Linked DNA regions of Homo sapiens: region 2 is linked to region 1. A link is a contact called in ENCODE Hi-C or POLR2A ChIA-PET data. All regions are on one chromosome and are shown on one strand. The core of a region is the stretch at or near the end of the contact, and the rest is flanking DNA. Distances in the headings are between cores, read along the strand shown.

Region 1 (5,921 bases), core at 3,017-5,516:
AGAACTCACTCACTATCAAGAGAACAGCAAGGGGGAAATCTGCCCCCATGATCCAAACCGTGTCACCTGCCTGTATTATCTCTGTGTGTGTGTGTGTGTGTGTGTGTGTGTGTGTGTGTGTGTGTGTGTGTGTGTGTGTGATGGGGTCTCACTCTGTCACCCAGGCTAGAGGAGCATGATCATAGCTCACTCACTGCAGCCTCAAATTTGAGGGATCCTCCTGGGCTCAAGCTATCCTCCTGCCTTAGCCTCCCAAGTAGCTAGGACTGTGCCTAGCTAAAATACCAAACTCTTGATTTCAGCTCCTTTTGTCATCATTTGTCCATTTCTTCTACAATCTTAAATTTTTTTGACTGGGGTTTCTATGTTGCTGAATTTGGTGACATTTTCACTAACCCAGAACACACACACACACACACACACACACACACACACACACAGCCCCATTAAAGTTCTTTCCTTCAATGAAATTGGCAAAGGGGCATAAAGAAAACTGGAACCTAAGGACCCAGTGAGGAAGCAAAGTTCCACTTTCCACTGGAAACTGGTCTTTTACAATAATCCCATTGCACCTAGGAGCTGGACCAGGCTGTTATTTTAGAGTTTAAAAGTTGTCCTCCCTTCTTCTACCTGGCTACTGGCTTGGGGCTTTAGGTGGGTGAGGCCTACCTCCACAAGAAAAATCCACAGTGAAAATGGTGACAGTTGGAGGGTGCTGGAGTTGAGCTTAGCCTTCCTCACTTCAGAAGAGCTAAATGCATACAGGAGTGCAACAGAAGTCAGGAATCTATTGCCAGAGGGGCCAGAGAGGGGCAAGGGCCTTCCTGCTCTAGGGCCCTTCCCCAGAAGATGTTAGCTATGGGTCAAGTCTCTACCTCCTCCCCAACCCCCATTCTCCATTGCATCCTTGGAACCAGGAGCCCAGAAACCTGCCAGCCCAGATGACCAGGACCATGTTTGAGATGCATAAATTTGGTCCTCTGGATCCTTCAAAAGTACACTGTATTTGTCACTCCCCGTAGACCCTCATGCAATAAGTTCTTCATGCTCTGTACATCGATTCTTTTTCTCCAGCAGTTCTGAGCAATGCTTCAAAAACGAAACATCAGATTCCTTGTAAAGTTAAAAGGAACAGATTTTTTTCCCACATACCATGAATTTCTCATTGATTGGTTTAGTTACAATATCTAATGTGTCCACAGGTATGTTTTAAAAGTTCCTTTATGGGGCAGAGAGAGCATTTTTTTAATACTCTGGTTTCACTTTTTTGCATTTAAATACTTTCTCACATACTCAATATTTATAAAAGGGTTAGAGTTCATTTTAACAAATCCCATTAAATAGGCAGGGCTTTTCAAGGTCTTGCCTATGAATTTCCTCATTTCAAGCACTGTTTAGTCCAGGTAAGCTCCAATAGAACCTGAGAACTTGGGACTGCCAGGCCAACTCTAGGTACTAGTTCCTGACATTTCTTTGAATATTTGGGTGGTCACATTTGTTTTCTTTGGTCATACTTACCCAACTGGACCTCTTTTTTGTTGAAATGTGAACTCTACTGCTAGCCAGTTAAAGTTCATTGTTTTTCAGAACTTTGATTTTGAAGATGAATATGACTTTAACCTGGCCATCATGTACTGCTTTTTCATAGTTAATTCAAAACAGAGCAGAACTCTGGGGATTAGTTCAATAGAAACAATGTATTCTTCAGGATCTTTCTCTAAGTAGAGGAACTTTCTTGACCCTTACACAGCAATATATGGACTTTTTGGACTACCAGCTCATGGTTATTCTTAATGTGATCCAGACCCCAGGGCCATCCCCAGGAAAAGGAAGCAAAGCACCTCCCCACAGTAGGCCTGTGCTAGACACAGTGGACACACAGTGGAAACAAGGTCCCTGCCCAAAGACCTCAAAATTTATTGTGAGAGATGAATTGGTAATTAAATAGCTGATTATTTTAAAAGCCCTAATACAGTTGTGTTTCATGTACATAACTGTAAATGAATGTAAAAAGTGCTGTAAAATCACAGTGGGAGGGATTCATTCTTGCAGTGAGGAAGAAGGATGAGGATTGAGGAAGACTTCAAAGAGGTGAGTTTTGAAATAGGGTTTGAAGGACAAGTAAGAGTTTACTAGGCAGAGATGCATGGAAAGAACATTCCAGGCAGCAGAGACAGCTAAAATAAATAAATAAATAAGTCGCAGAGTAAGGAAAAGGATGGGAATGAGAAGTGGTTCAGTGTTACTACAGCATAGAGCAAGCTTGTCCAACCCACAGCTCAGGATGGCTTTGAATGAGGCCAACACAAATTAGTAAACTTTATTAAAATATGAGATATTTTTACAATTTTGTTTTGTTTTTGCTTATTAGCTATCATTAGTATTAGTGTATTTTATGTGTGGCCCAAGACAATTCTTCTTCCAGTGTGGCTCAGGGAAGTCAAAAGATTGGACACCCCTGGCATAGAGTATTTTGGGGTGACATGATGGGAGCTGGAGAAGTAGGTAGGGGTCAGAATTCAGAAGGCCTTGGACACCAGCCTAAAGGCTTAGAGTTGCTCCCATTGGCCATGCACTCACCAAAGGTGTTCACGTCCCTCTTTTGGCTGTTAGATTGGATGGGCTCAATCTTTTGGCCCTCTGTCTCTAGAATAGAGCCGCTGCTTTTCTACTGGGCCCACTATTTCTTCCTGGTCCTCTGATCCCCTTAGCACTACACAGATCTCGATATTTGCCTCGGGTATCAAGGCTCTGAAAATGATCAGGATTTAGAGGAGATGGCTCATTTTCAGAAAGAGTTTTATATTCTCCCTCTGGCCTTATACACTACAGGCAAATGGCACCGATGTTTTGGAGTTGGGCCAGTTGGGCCTTTTCTCCCCTCAAGAGAGGAGGATTCGATATTCAGTGTTTCTGAATTTCATGCTTAGTTCTTAAGCCATTTCCCATTTGCCCTAAGAAATAAGAGCTGGCAGCAAGCTGCGCTGTTTTTTTCTAAACGGGAAATGGGTTAAGCATTTGTGATCACCACTGAATGAGTGCCAGAGCTGGTTAGTGATCTTCCTGTTCAATCCGAGGTCACCTAACTAGATAACAAAGAGCTGAAACTAAAAGTCCGGTCTCCTGACTCCCAATCCAGTACTCTTTCTGGTGTGCTCCAGCTTCTGGCTCTGCTTAGCCAATTATGGAACAGACAGAATGTACTTGGCTGCCCCAAACGGCTAAAGGGCAGTTCTGTTCCCAAAATGGAATTCTGTTGTGCCTCAAGCTAGGCAGCATAATTGTGTGTCTTTTGGTAACTCCCTGTCTTCTTCTGTAAAATGGGAGTAGAGCCTACTTAATCCTGCAGCTACTTCTAAGATCAGGGATTGGGGCGTGGTGGGCTGTTCTGCAGCTGTTTTGTGATGGATGAGGGATGATAGATCTATGTTCAAGTAGCGGAATCTTAGAGTCAGGAGTTGGAAGGAATCTTGGAGGTGGTCTGTGGTGACAGGAAGCCTCTTCCAATAGACTGAACACGGAAGACTTCCTAGAGCCGGAGGACAAGGGTTTCTTTCCTCTTAGCAGTGAGCTTCTTGTTTTTGGAAATGCTCAAGCCAAGAATGGATGTTCAGGCAGAGGGGATTCCGCTCGGAAGGGGCTTTCTGCACTGAAGTGGTGGCCAGCGGGAAACTCCAGGTTTCCAACTCCTGCACAAATCCTTTCTAATATCCATCCACTCAGGTGAGCTGGCAGGGCAGTAGCTGTGCAGGGTTCAGGGTCATTATATGTCAATGACCTTCAGCACGGATTACTAACAACAGTAACATCCGTTACCGTTTACTGCTTTCCTATTAAGCACCATGCACTGTGCATAACATGTTATCTTTATCTCATATCTAGAATTTTGGGAGGTACTTTGAATCATTACGATCTATCTACTTCTTAGGTGAGGAAATAGAGGTTTAAAATTTAGTCCACAGTCTCGCAAGGATGGAGCCTGGATCAAATTTTGGGTTATCAGATTCCAATCACGTTTCTTAGCTTTTCTTTTTTTTTTCCAACTCCAGTTTCTGTCTTGCTCCAAAAAAGGGGAAGGAGCGGCTGCGGCGCTCGGTTTCCCGCCTCCTAGGGAAGGGAAGGGAGACGAGCAGCGCGGAGGCTGGGGCCCCCTTCCGGGCGGGGCCTACTAGTGGGCGGGGCCTGTCAGTGAGCGGCCCCTGCCCGGAAGGAGCCAGTCCGGGGCGGAGCCGATGGCCTTACAGGGGCCGGAAGTGGCCTGCGGGCGGAGAAGTGCCTCAGGAGTCCTGACGCAGTGTCTTGGGCGCTAACGGCGGCGGCGGCCTTGTGTTTAGACTCCAGAACTCCCCACTTGCCGCGTTCTCGCCGCCGCAGGCTCCCGGGACGATGGTGCCCCGCCTGCTGCTGCGCGCCTGGCCCCGGGGCCCCGCGGTTGGTCCGGGAGCCCCCAGTCGGCCCCTCAGCGCCGGCTCCGGGCCCGGCCAGTACCTGCAGCGCAGCATCGTGCCCACCATGCACTACCAGGACAGCCTGCCCAGGTGAGCCTGGCCTCCGGGTCCCCGCCGCCCGCCGCCGTCCCAGGATCGGCCCCAACCTGACTGCAGTCACTCATGACTCCTCTAGTGAACCCGTTTCCGCCCCCAAGCCCCTACCATGGAGGCTGCCACAGCCCCTAATCTGGAAGTCTTGGGACTTTTCACAATCTCCTAGCACAGGAACCTCAGAACCCTCAAATTCTCTTCCAGAACCCCTCGATGCTATCTCAGATTCTCCATCTTGAACGCTTCTCAGATTCCCTCTCCTTTAACCTAACTTCCAGCCAGCTATCCTGAGTCCTCTTCTCCCTGAAAAATGCCAGACCTGCATATTTCCAGCGCCGCTGTAATCCCTCGACTATGGTGTCTCCTGAAGTACTTTAATGACTGCCTCACATTCCTACCCGGAATATGGGTAGGCTGATTCCTAATACATCATGGTTACCATTCCTTAACTTCTCCCAGCACCGCCTTCACCCCTGTCACTCAGGACCCTCAGCCCCACCTCCCATTTCTCCAGTACTCTGTTCTTTCACCCCCCATGAGCCCCCACAAGCACAGCCCTGAAGTGTTCACCCTTGTCCTCAACTGACCCTCCCCCATGTTTTTAAATCTTTAATCTCCTAAATCCAGTGTTCACCCGGAAACCTTTCACTCTCTCCAAGCCCTCCTCAACAGGTTCCTCCCCTCAAAATATCCTTCCTCACCCACAGTACCCCTTGTAAGTGCAGCTCACCCTCACAGAATTCTAGACACCACCCTCAGTACCCCATCCACACTCCATCATACTCAGATCCAGGGTCCACCCAAATTTCTCTTCTCCTCCTCACCACTGGCTACCCTGCCTTCGAAACACTTCACCCAGAATCGACTTCCCCTCTGAAAAGAGCCCTAGTAAATCCTCTTCCCCTTCCCTCCCCCAGTACTTTCTTAAATCCAGCTTCCAGTTCTTCCAGCCTTCGAACTCCGCTTTCGTCTGAGTTGCCAGATCTCCTTCTTCAATATTAGAAATTTTCTTCACCCTCTAAACCAAACCTAAACTAACTTCTAACTTACTGAGTGAGTAACTCAGTTCCTGGAGCCAAGTTCAAAATTTGTCTCAAAGACCCTTCTCACCTTATTTCTCACCAAACTGCCCTCAGGGATTCCCCACACTCCAAGAGCTAGAGGCCAGGCTTCTTCCCCATGTGTGGAACATTGTGTCACAGGCCTCACCCGAGCTGCTGGGTTGTTTTTCTCTGCATCTGGGACCACTTAACCCAACGTCATCACTACATACCCTCACCCTCTCAGGAGGATCGAGTGATTCTTGTGAAATTACATTTTGTGCAAACATCTAAGACATGAAAATGAGATTATCTACACGTGGCAGGAGGGAGGAAGAAA
Region 2 (5,629 bases), core at 1,844-4,343, 560 kb before region 1:
CTTTTTTTTTTTTTTTTAGAGACAGGGTGTCTTCTCACTCTGTCACCCAAGCTGGAGTGCAATGGCACCATCACAGCTCACTGCTGCCTCAAACTCCTGGGCTCAGGTGATCCTCCTGCCTCAGCCTCCCAAGTAGCTAGGACTACGGGTGCATGCCACCATGCCCAGGCTGATTTTAAACTCCTGGGCTCAAGCAATCCTCCTGACTCAGACTCCCAAAGTTCTGGGATTACAGGCATGAACTGCTGCACCTGGCCTATTTTTAATTTTTCTTAATGAAGAAAGTAATACTACACATAGTTGGTGTAAAGATAGATAATGAAAAGCACAGAGCACAATTTCCCATTCACAGTGTGTTCTCCATAAATATTTCTCCCTGCCCACGCTTCCCTCCTATGCCTTTTTTCCCTTCTGGAGTTGGGGACTCTGGCCCCAGGCCTCATTTGGGAAGGGAGGAAGAGGCGGTACAGGACTCTGATCAGTTACTGGCTATGTGGCTTTGGGTAAATTATTTAACCTCTCTCTCAGTTACCTTGTCTGCAAAATGGGAAGACTAACACCTACCTCAAAGGAAGTTTTCAAGGACTACATGACATACAGGATGGGTATTGCCTGGCACATCATAGCTCTGTAATAAGTGTCTGCAGGAGAACAGAATGAAGGAACACAATGCATATAATGAAGGAAAAAGCATTAAAGTAGGAGCTAGAACAGAGACATGAGAGGATGTTCACATAGAGTCCATGGAGCCCAAGGAGCCTCTGGATAGAGTGTAGAAGGTTCATGAATTTACGTGGGAAAAATCACATCCTTGGTATGCATTACCTCTAACTGAAATTCAGTATTTTCTTTCATCATGCATATTGGTAAGAAAACCCACGATAGTATTAGTAGTGCTTGTGACTTTGTCACCAATAGAAATCACAGATATTTTCATATTGTATTACAGTAGAGACATATTGAAATACTAGTTATTTTCATTCACCACTTCAAAATTATAGTAATTAATAGACTCATCTCTAGATCTTATTGACACTTTTTAAAAAGTAGGACAAATCATGATTCAATATAATTGGTATCCTCTGTAACCCTAAATAATTTTTTTTTTTAGTTAAAAACATTATTTGTGGCCTGGTGCGGTGGCTCACACCTGTAATCCCAGCACTTTGGGAGGCTGAGGTGGGTGGATCACTTGAGGTCAGGAGTTCAAGACCAGCCTGGGCAACATGGTGAAACCCTGTCTCTACTGAAAATACAAAAATTAGCCAGGCGTGGTGACGCATGCCTGTAATCCCAGCTGCTTGGGAGGCTGAGGCAGGAGAATCACTTGAACCCTGGAGACAGAGGTTGCAGTGAGCCGAGATTCCAGCCTGGATGACAAAGTGAGACTCCATCTCAAAACAAAACACAAAAAACAAAAACAAAAAAAAACCCACTATTCTGAATAGGGGTTCATAGGCTTCATCAGACTGCCAAGGGGGACATGGAGACAGACATGGGTATCAGCCCTGCCTGGGCCATTGATCGCTGTGTGGTATTGGACTTGTTATTTCAGGCACATTCACCCCTGCGTGGCTCACCCCAGAGGGCTGTTGGGAGGAACAAATTAATTCTTGGCTGGGAGAGGGTTTTGGAAATTGTTGGAGGCTTTCTAGTTTTGCCAAAAGCCAGGGCAGAGCGCTTTCTTCCTCCCAGCTGATCTCCAGGCCTCCAGGAAGCCTCTCCCTCCCAGAGGATTCCTCCCCTGTACTCTCCATCTGATAAAGAGGCTGAAGTGCACCCTCATTAGTGTAGGCTCTCCAGCTCCCAGTCTGCTCAGACCCACAGCTCAGGGGAGGAATGTTCTGGAGGATAATAACAGTTCCCTCCAGCTTTCATATTTGACCTTACAGTGACTCTTGAGGACACCGCCTCCCTCAGAGCCCTCCCCTGCTTCCTCAGATGGTGCCCCTCTGTGTCCAGGTCCTTGCATTTCCCTTTTTACTGCCCTGTGCTGTGATCGTCAGTCAGTCTGACTCCTCCATCAGACTGTGTGTTTCTCAACGGCAGGCCCAGATCTGATCCCTCTCAGGGGCCCTAGGGCCCACCCAGGTCAGGGCAGCGGCACAATCAGCATCTGAGGAGCTGGCCTGGGTGAGGACAAGGAACCCAAAGCTCAGAGAGAAACAGCAGGGAAGGGGTAGAGCTGGGCTGGAGCCCAGATCCCCTGATACCCACGGCCCGTTCCCCACACGTCCAAACCAAGGGCGAAGGAATCGGGGGTGCCCGAGGCACCACAGTAACTATTTCCTACCCTACCCACTGCTGTGAAAAATGTAGAGCTAAGGCACTGAAGGTGCTGTATGAAGCCCTTCCAGATGGCGTAAGGCAACAGGGTACATGGGGGAAGCCAAGGCACTGAGAGCCCCTTCAGACTGTGGTTCTCTGATGCTAGTGAGAACACTGCCCTTGTTCTCTGGAAGTAATTTTTCAAAATGGACAGGTCTGCTGACTTTCTTTGCTGGTCAGTGTGGGGAAGGAGGTTACCGTCTGGGCCCATCCACACCCATATTCGGCTCCTTGTCCCAGGCCAGTGGCAGGCAGTATGAACAGAAGAGTGTGGACATTGTCCGTGCACGAGCTAGCTCTCAGCGAGACTAGCAGGGACTCCAGATGATGAGGACATCTAAAAGCCCGCTAGAAAAGAGGCACCATGAAAGCCGCAGAAAGAGCAAGGACTTCCTACTAGGCCGCCCCCGGTTAAAATCTCGTGGGCTTAGGAACTCCGGGAAATGGCTTCTCTCTGGCCCTCAGCTCTCACCTTTAACACGGATGCGAACATCCCCGGGCCCCTGGGTTTTTGCGGAGGTTGGGTGAGGTTGTGTTCACTCTCCTCACTGACCCCGCCGTGTGGTCGCCGGCTGGTGCCTTGTCTGTCTGCCCCAGCCCCGAATGCCCCGAGACTCCCGGCGCCGGCTCGGTGCAGGTAAGGCGCCCGCGCCCTGGCCTCGAATTCCCGCCCCGCCACTCTGGCCGCGTCGTGCTGTCGTTGCGCACCCAGCGCCCTCGTGCAGGCAGGGGGAGCGCAGTGGGGAGGGGGCAGGAAGCGCAGGCAGAGCCAGGCGAGCACGCGGCTCCCGGCCCAGCTCCCCGCGTCCGCTCCGGCTCCTGCCGCGTTCCAGCAGCCGTCACTCCCGCCGCCGGCCCCCGCCGCCCGCCCCGCCTGCCCCTACCCCTCCGCGCGGGCCGGGCACCTGGCCGCCGCTCGGTCCTCGGGGCCCCGCGCTGCTGTCTCTGTCTCGGCTTCTCTCGGCCCCTGGGTCTCTTCGTCTCTGCCGTTCTCAGGCTCAGCTCCGTCTCGCTCGGTCCCTCGCTTCCCCGCCGGGCTCTAGCCGGCCGTCTGGTGGCCCGAGGTGGCGGCGGGCTGGGCGCGGGGCGCGATGAGCGGCGCCTGCACGAGCTACGTGAGCGCAGAGCAGGAGGTGGTGCGCGGCTTCAGCTGCCCGCGGCCGGGGGGCGAGGCGGCCGCTGTCTTCTGCTGCGGCTTCCGCGACCACAAGTACTGCTGCGACGACCCGCACAGCTTCTTCCCCTACGAGCACAGCTACATGTGGTGGCTCAGGTACCGTCCCTGGCCCTCACCCTACCTTGAACCCCACTCCAGTCTCAGCGCCTTCACCCCAGCCTCAGCCCCCACCCGAGTGTCCACCTGAACATCAGCAGCAAGCTCTAGTCCTTACCGTCCTCATGCCCACAGCATCAACCACCCCGTGAAACCCCATCTCAGCTCGATTTCCTCATCCTGACCCCAACCATTATTTAGAGCCATGCTCGGACCTCCCCCTCCTCTAATCCAAAACAATCCTCACTCTATCCCCACCCCAAACTTCATTCCATCACCACCCTCATCCCAACCCCAAATCACATATCAAGCCTCCCCCTAACAGCAACTTCCATCTTCAAACATTCACAGGCAGCCCAACTCCACCCCAATCATCATCCCACCAAGGTGCCCTTCCTAATATCAACACCAGCCTTATTCCTGACTTTCCACACTCCCCAGTACTGACCCCAGACCTTATTCTATCACCAGCCCCAACCTCCTCTTCTGTCCTGCCTGCAGTCCCACCTCAGCTCTTCTCCCACATCCTGACTCCAAATATTATTAATATCTAGATCTACATCCAAACCTCAACCTCCAGACTTAACCCTCGCCTGGTGCTACACCCCAACCCCAGCCTCAGCCCAGCGTCAACCCTTGGTTCCCTTTTGTATTTAGTCATTCTTTCGGGCACTCTCTACTGAGCACTTGGTGTGTGCCAAGCCCTGTGGTGAGTGCTGGGGATGTACCCCATCCTCAAGCTAAGGCAGAAGACTCGGGAGTCAGAGCTGCCTCCAAGTTCATCATGAGACAATGGCATAGTGCAGAAGCTAGCTCAGGCCATATTCATAGAAGTGTTGACTCTCCACCCATAGGACCTCAGTTTCCCCATTTGTTCAGGGAAGAGGTTGCATTCCTGGAGCCTAAGTGTTGGCTTGAGAGGGTAATAGGTCTCAATCCCCCTGGGTCTCCAAAGGCCTTACCTGGAGAATGGAACTTGATCCTCAGCCTACTTTGGGAAACAGGCATCAGCAAAAATTGAGTGGGCCATCTCAGTAGTTAGTGATTTTCCTGTCCCTGGAGGTATATGAGCAGAGGCTGCTGCCCTCTGGGTGGGAAAGGACAGTGTCCTATGCCACGAAAACTTCTCAAGTCTCTGGCTTTTCATCTATCAAACGGGCAGTAGGATGATCAATCATTGCCCTGATTTCTGACTAAGGCAGTGGTAACGGTCAAATGACATACATAACAGAGCTGAAATCAACTTGACATATGCCAATGACAATTACAAATATTATTGCTTTTTCTAGGTGACTCGATCCACAATTCTAAATGATTTTCAGATGGCCAGGTTATCAGATCCTACATATTTGTGCTATCTATAACCCAGGGAATTATATTAATGTATTTTCTGTTCATCCATATATTCATTCATTCATTCATTCATTCTAGCCTTTACTTTGTGCCAGGCACTTTGCAAGGTATTGGAGACACAAAAATCAATTATTCCCTGCCCCTGAGGAACTCACAGTTTATTTAGAGATACAATGGTATTCACTTGACAAGTTCATTTTGCTTGCTGCCCAAAAAAACCAATGCACTGAGAACAACAGGTTTTGCAGCAAAGAAAGAGTTTAATAATCACAGGGCCAACCAAGTGGCAAAATAGGACATAATTCTCAAATCCACACCCTCATTCCCCACCCCCCACCCCACCAGAGAATTCGGAGACTATGGTTTCTCAAGGAATGGTGGCAGATGGGGCTAGGGAATAGGGAATGCCAATTGGTTGGGTTAGGGATAAAATCGTAGGGGATCAAAGCTACCTTCTTGCACTGAGTCAGTTGCTGGGTAGGGGAGCTCACAAGACCAGTTGAGCCAGTTTATTGGTATGGGTTACTGGTCCAGGTGGCACCAACTGGTCTATCAAAATGAAAGGTCTGAAAGATACCTCAAACACCAGTTTTAGGTTTTACAACTCCTCCTATAGGAGGAGTTGAGGAGATTACAAATCATGTGACCTCCAGCTACACGACTCCTGAACCATAA

What was found. A loop is a pair of places that touch in the nucleus more often than their neighbours do. ChIA-PET counts read pairs that join two places held with the same protein, here RNA polymerase II (POLR2A). Pooled maps may share reads with other maps.
Region 2: a loop to region 1 is called in a pooled map, with 8 times the contacts of the local background. The contact joins the promoter of SHISAL2A here to the promoter of CPT2 in region 1. A Hi-C loop is called at or near these places in 1 of 37 single-sample maps with no recorded cell type and 7 of 50 pooled maps. POLR2A ChIA-PET finds 5 or more read pairs at or near these places in 1 of 52 experiments (activated naive CD4-positive, alpha-beta T cell).

What each region holds. Positions count from the first base shown.
Region 1 is chr1:53,192,558-53,198,478 of GRCh38, forward strand. It overlaps CPT2 (carnitine palmitoyltransferase 2), which reads left to right and starts at 4,267. Exons shown (of 5, transcript NM_000098.3): 1 at 4,267-4,538. The coding sequence starts at 4,387. RefSeq lists a silencer at 4,251-4,610.
Region 2 is chr1:52,630,075-52,635,703 of GRCh38, forward strand. SHISAL2A (shisa like 2A) reads left to right here and starts at 3,094. Exons shown (of 3, transcript NM_001042693.3): 1 at 3,094-3,601. The coding sequence starts at 3,420. LOC124904178 (a long non-coding RNA gene) reads right to left here and starts at 3,381. Exons shown (of 2, transcript XR_007066084.1): 1 at 3,234-3,381. RefSeq lists silencers at 2,972-3,081, 3,172-3,361, 3,372-3,421.